2 separate regions of the Mus musculus genome follow, and region 2 is linked to region 1. A link is a contact called in ENCODE Hi-C or POLR2A ChIA-PET data. All regions are on one chromosome and are shown on one strand. Each heading gives the region's core, a stretch centred on a gene start or an enhancer-like site at or near the end of the contact. The rest is flanking DNA. Distances are from core to core; before and after follow the strand shown. Region 1 holds the start of Farp1 (FERM, RhoGEF (Arhgef) and pleckstrin domain protein 1 (chondrocyte-derived)). Region 2 holds the start of B930095G15Rik (RIKEN cDNA B930095G15 gene).

What was found. Hi-C counts contacts between places; a loop is a spot of excess contacts on that map. ChIA-PET counts read pairs that join two places held with the same protein, here RNA polymerase II (POLR2A).
Region 2: a loop to region 1 is called in a map of Patski, with 2.2 times the contacts of the local background. The contact joins the promoter of B930095G15Rik here to the promoter of Farp1 in region 1. A Hi-C loop is called at or near these places in 1 of 37 maps with a recorded cell type or tissue (Patski). POLR2A ChIA-PET finds 5 or more read pairs at or near these places in 2 of 5 experiments (Patski and embryonic stem cell).

What each region holds. Positions count from the first base shown.
Region 1 is chr14:121,034,206-121,036,905 of GRCm38, forward strand. It overlaps Farp1 (FERM, RhoGEF (Arhgef) and pleckstrin domain protein 1 (chondrocyte-derived)), which reads left to right and starts at 1,369. Exons shown (of 27, transcript NM_134082.3): 1 at 1,369-1,720.
Region 2 is chr14:121,247,391-121,250,090 of GRCm38, forward strand. It overlaps B930095G15Rik (RIKEN cDNA B930095G15 gene), which reads left to right and starts at 1,316. Exons shown (of 1, transcript NR_155502.1): 1 at 1,316-2,700. The region is part of intron 13 of Farp1 (FERM, RhoGEF (Arhgef) and pleckstrin domain protein 1 (chondrocyte-derived)); the gene reads left to right.

The DNA.
Region 1 (2,700 bases), core at 119-2,618:
GTCTGGGCTACATGAGGAGACTTTCTGGGGAGGAGTGGGAGAGGAATTTAAAATCGAGTGCTGCTGCTCTTGGTGGCAGTTTGACCACTACACTTAAGAAAATTACTGGCTGAAAATAGCTCACCCATACTTGTAAAGCCACACACAGTTTGGCCACAGAGCTAGCTTCCAACCCACCCATGATTCTCTCTAGCAAATCGCCCAAGGCCTGTCTGGTTCCCCAGAGGCCAGAGGGATTTTGCAGCATGCAAGAAACAGCCCCAACCCTCCGCAGACTGCTTTTGACTCCCATGACTTACAGGTGCCCCTCTCTGATAATCAAGCTTTCATGTCTTCAGCCTCCCTCCCTAGCCACAGAGACAATTTCACTTGGTTAAGTTCAGTTGTAGCTCCGTTGTAGTTGCGACTGAGGTCAGTGAACTCCTCCAGGGTGGAAAATGACCGGAATCTGAGCCAAATTGGCTCTAGGGGCGGGTCCACACTAGCCTCTGGATCCGGCAGAACAAGGCTTTCCTGTGTTCCATACGGTCAGTGGCCCAAGATCTTTCCCAGACAGAGACAGGGAAGAAGGACGAAGGAAAAATGGCACCTAGTGGGTGGGGATAGTGATTGAAAGTCACCTAGTATCGTGGGCCTTCTGATCATGAATCTTCCGACTATATCACCAAGTTCTGGGGGAAAAAAAAACGGAATCAAATAACTGCAAGTCATTCTAAATCTCGCCACACTAAGCAGGGCATTCTGCTGTCCCTGGTCGGAGAGAGGTGGGGTTGGGCACTGTCCTGGGATTCGCTCAGGTGGTGGGCACTGAGCCCGAGCAGCATCAGAGGTGGCACCTGTGTCTCTGGCATTGAATACCGCGCCGCTTAGGGTGGTGCCGGAAGCCTGCGCTAGTGGCCTGGAAGGGGTGGGGGGCGGAATTCGTGGGTCTTTGTAAAACGCTTTCCACGTGATGTCGTAGTTCTCTGTCAGGCTTCCAAAGGCGACCTGCGGAGTCAGTGCCACGAATCTCCCTCCGGGCCTCCGCATCCCGCTGGACACCAGCGACTAGCGCTCGCGTCTCCGCGGTGGCGCTTCTTCCCGCTCTTGGCTTGGTGGTGCAGCTCAGACACCAGCTCTTGCCACACGCCCAAGTAAGGCACAGCTCCAGGGTGGCGTGGCCCTGCCCACGGTCCACCTTTCTGCGCACCTGCCTCCGGGGCGGGGCGGAGCGGGGCGGGGCCGCTGTGCGGGCGCAGGTCACGGCTCGGACGCTGGAGGGGGCTGTGGCTCTCCGCCGTCCCCAGGCTGTGCCCAGGCTCCCCCTGCCGAGGGCTCGGCCCAGGCCCTGGGAGGGGCAGTGGTGGCCCTCATTTCCCGCTCAACAGCCTCGGAGGCGGCTGGTCCCGGCGCGGGCGCAGCGGCTGCGGGGAGCGGGGAGCCCGGAGAAGGTGCGGGGCGGGGACGCGGCCACCGCCCGCTCTGCGCCGCTCCTCCCCACGCGAGTGGCGCTCGGGCCGGGCGTCGAGGCGGCCGCGGCGACCCGGAGCTCGCTCCCCACCCACCCCGCCTGCTCCGCCCTCCCCTCCGCCCCGCGCCACCTTTGATGGCTCGGACCTCGGCCGGCCGCCGCCTGCCTAGCTCGCGCGCCCGCCGCCCGCGGGGACCCCTCGCTCGCCGCCGCCGCGCCCTCGCCAGCCTTGCAGCCCGCAGCCCGCAGCCCGGACCCGGAGCCACCGAGGTAGGAGGCGTGCGGCGAACAATGACCGCGGCGGGAGGGCGGCCGCCTGGGTGGACCGGGCCGCGGCGGCAACTTGTGCGAGTCCCCGCGCTCGCGGCCCTGGGCGCCGGCCGAGCTGGCTGCGGAGTCCACGGGAACGGTCCTTTTTGTAGCCGGCGGCCGCAGGCCCCGCAACAATAGCAGAAGCCACGGTTCCTCGGGCACCGGTGGAGCTCACCTCCGCGGACCTGGGCTGCGGGGCTCTGAGCTCGTGGGTTCTCCCCAGCTTGGCTTCCTCTCCTTGGGCGCCCCTCCCCCGCTTCCTCCCATCCCACCCTGCCGGGTGACAGCGCCCCCGACGCCTCTTCCGGACCTCAGGCTGCAATCTCGGCTCTGGAGGTCCGTCTCCCGGCAGCACGGGTGCCGCCGTGCCGCCGGGTCACTGCATCTCGCCCACGGGCGGCGAGAACCTCCCGGTGGGTGACAAAGAGGAACACGCCCTCTTAAGTTAGATCTTGTTTCTCTTTACTCTCTGCCTTATGGAGGGGGAAGTTTCCCCCTCCCTTTTTAAAGCACAGGATATATATTATTATTTTTGTGTGGGGGGACGGGGAGTTCAGAACTTCTGATTGTGATTTTTTACGATTTAAGTTCGGAAAACTTTAGCCTTGTGATCCATCCGGACCCCGGTGAGTCTTAGACCTAGGGGTCGTGGAGGAGTACCAGATTCCTTGTTGGGACCCGGAAACCACGGCTGGCAGGGATTTTCTAGAGTCCCCCTAGAAAATAGGGAGGTAGGGCTCACAAAGGAACGAGGTTTGAGACGTGCTGGTGAAGATGTGGGAGCGAATAACTGCCTCTCATCTGGAACAGTTTACCAGGCTCAGCTTCTCCTCCCCTCCCCGGCTCCGGCTCCGGAGTTCAGTGGCCTCCGGCTGTTTCATTTATTTTTGTTTCAGCCTTCCTCCGTGCTAGTTTACCGCGTTTGACAACCTTAAACC
Region 2 (2,700 bases), core at 66-2,565, 210 kb after region 1:
CTCCTCGCGGATGCTCTAGGACCCCTTACATTGTGATGTTATGTTAGATTTTATTTTGAAATATATCTAGTGGTTCCCCATGTGGATCCTTGTTAAGAGCAAACTGAAAAGGCATGAAATTCCTTTAGCGTGAAGAAATGCACTTAATGAGTTCCAGAGCCCAATGTGAACGGCCTCAGCCCCTGAAACAGTCATCTGGATGCCATCGATGGTATTTTATTAGATAGGCATTTAATTAGAGGAAGCTTTTGGGCCAGATTCTTTCTTATATGTGTGATTCATATTCAGGAATTTCTTACACGGCCATCCCCCTCCCCACCCACCCCACCCCCGCTCTTTGGCCCTGCGCTTAAAATCTGAGTAGTAAGACTTTTTTCTCCTCAAGAACATCTTTGAAGATTTAAACCAAGTAATGAAAAAAAAAAAAAAAAAAGTCCAGGCCTGAAGAACCTAGATGCAGAGTCAGCCCCTGGCCTGCTGAGTCTTGGGGGGGGGGGGGGAGTTGGGGGGAGTTGACCTCAGAAGTCTCCCTGGTTGTACGTTGCCAAGCTTTTTGTAAAAGGAGGATTAAAATTCAGATAGGAAACATTTTTAACATTGGTGAATTGATGGTAAATGTGCTTAGAGGTTCGTTTTGTCCCCTTTTTCCCTTTTTATCTAGAGTCCCTGACCACAGGAGTTCAGTCTGCTTTCTCCCCGTACAGTGCTTTCTGCCCTCTCTGAGCAGCGCTGTGCTTGCCACAGGCGCAGCCCTTATTGAATGAGCCTCAGAGGTACAGGTGGACCCAGCCTGCAGTTAGTCAGTCAGGCTTGGTTTGACTCTGTGTGCCTCTGTCTTGATCGCTTGGCTTTGCCTGAGCCCTTTACGTGGGTTTAGCTAGAATTTCCATAGCCACTGTGGTTATAACTCCCATGGCAAGCTGTTTCCTGCTCCTCTCTCCCATCCGAACCCATTGCTCCTCCGTGTTCCTCCAAGGTTTCCCTCCATCACATTGCACGGCTCAGGTCTGTTCTGCTGTCGCTGAATTCTGCAATGAAGTGCAAGAGTTTCTTTAAACGCAAGGAACAGACTGTAGCTTCATGCTGGCCAAACAAACACACAGGAGGGAAAGCCTGTGTTGGGAACAAGATTTTAAAAGGGGGTGGGGCCAAAGAACTGATTGGCACTGCTTTTTCCTTTGGTTTAATCCACCCCTTTCCCATGTGATGAGCTGAAACTTAAAACAGGAAATGAACTCACTGGAGGCACCAGGTACTGGGTGTTAACACAAAGGCCTGGCATTCAGGCCAAAATTAGCATGCCTCTTAATATCATTTTTTTTTTTTTTTTTTTTTTTTTTACGAAAGAGGTACTAATGAAAAGCATTTAAAAAAAAATTCCATAATGATTCAGATGTGGAGTCAGCTTAAATCAAAGATCCACGTGGTCTGGTTGCCACCAATTGGACAGAAAGCTGTGTGGTTCTCCCTTTTAGTAGCCTAGATACATACTTCCGAGTATGTCTCCTGGGAGCAGAGTTGAAAGTGTGGGTTTATGTTAACCGGCTGTGGCAGGGACAAGGAAAGGGGTAGGTCTGTTGGAAAAAGGTCTTCATGAAGTGAAGAGCGTAGCACTCTCAGAAACCTCTCACCCAGAGACGTGTTGCTCTCCAAGAAAACAATGGAATGCCCGACCAGAAAGAAGCTAGGGAAGCGCTTAAAACTCTCAGAGAGAGAGAGAGAGAGAGAGAGAGAGAGAGAGAGAGAGAGCTCTCCACACAGCCTTGGCTTTGCTTGGTTCTCCATTGAGGTTTTCTTGGGTGACTCTGTTGAGCCCATGATGGCCACTGGGCACAGCCCGGAAGGGGGCTCCCCTGCATGTTTGTGGCTCTGGTATTAGATGGCAGCTTCGCATGCAAGGCAGCACCTGTCCTTCTTCCTAAGGACTCTGGGCCAGGTTAGCTGCTCTGCGATGTCTCCAGATGACAGTTGTTGGTATGGAAAACCTGCCCCTATAGTGGTTGGGATAGAGTTCGAAAGGTCACGTCAGCAAAGCAAAGGTTGGTGCTGCGCCTGTGTGCACTGGTGCCAGGCAGCACTGCAGCCCCCTGGGCTGGTTCAGAATATTCAACAGTGGTGGGAAATGGCAGAAGACAAAGGCCCTTACAGAGTCTGGAGGTGGGAATGGGGCATGCAGGGTTCTGGCCGGTCTGTCATCCCTGGTGATGAGCGTCTGTCTCACGCAGCTGCACCCCCAGCTCCCTTTCCCCTGGCTTCCAGTGTGAGAAGCAAGACCTTGACCCTCTGCCTGCAATGCTACAGAAAGACCACACTTAGCTCTTCAGTTACCAAGAATGCCCGCTCTCTCCAGGAGCATCTAGAGGGCTTGAAGGGTCATCAACCCCTTGCTCTCACCTCTTCCTGCCTTGGAAAATTGCTGCAAACCTCACTAACCGAATCTCACCAGCCCAGCCCATGTTTTTAACACAATTTCCTCCTGTTCTCTCTGTGTGTGCATTTAATCCTTGAGGTAATAATGTGTTGTATTAAAATTTTCTGATGCACTGAATTAATTCTCAAGTAGAAAAGGCTGGGGACTTCATTCTCATTTCTGTCATTTGTTTAATAAATTTAAGAAACATTCTTTCCATTGTTCCACTGTATACCGTTTTGTCAGCATGTACCTACCTGGGAGAAGACGCTCTGTTTTGAACATTCTGT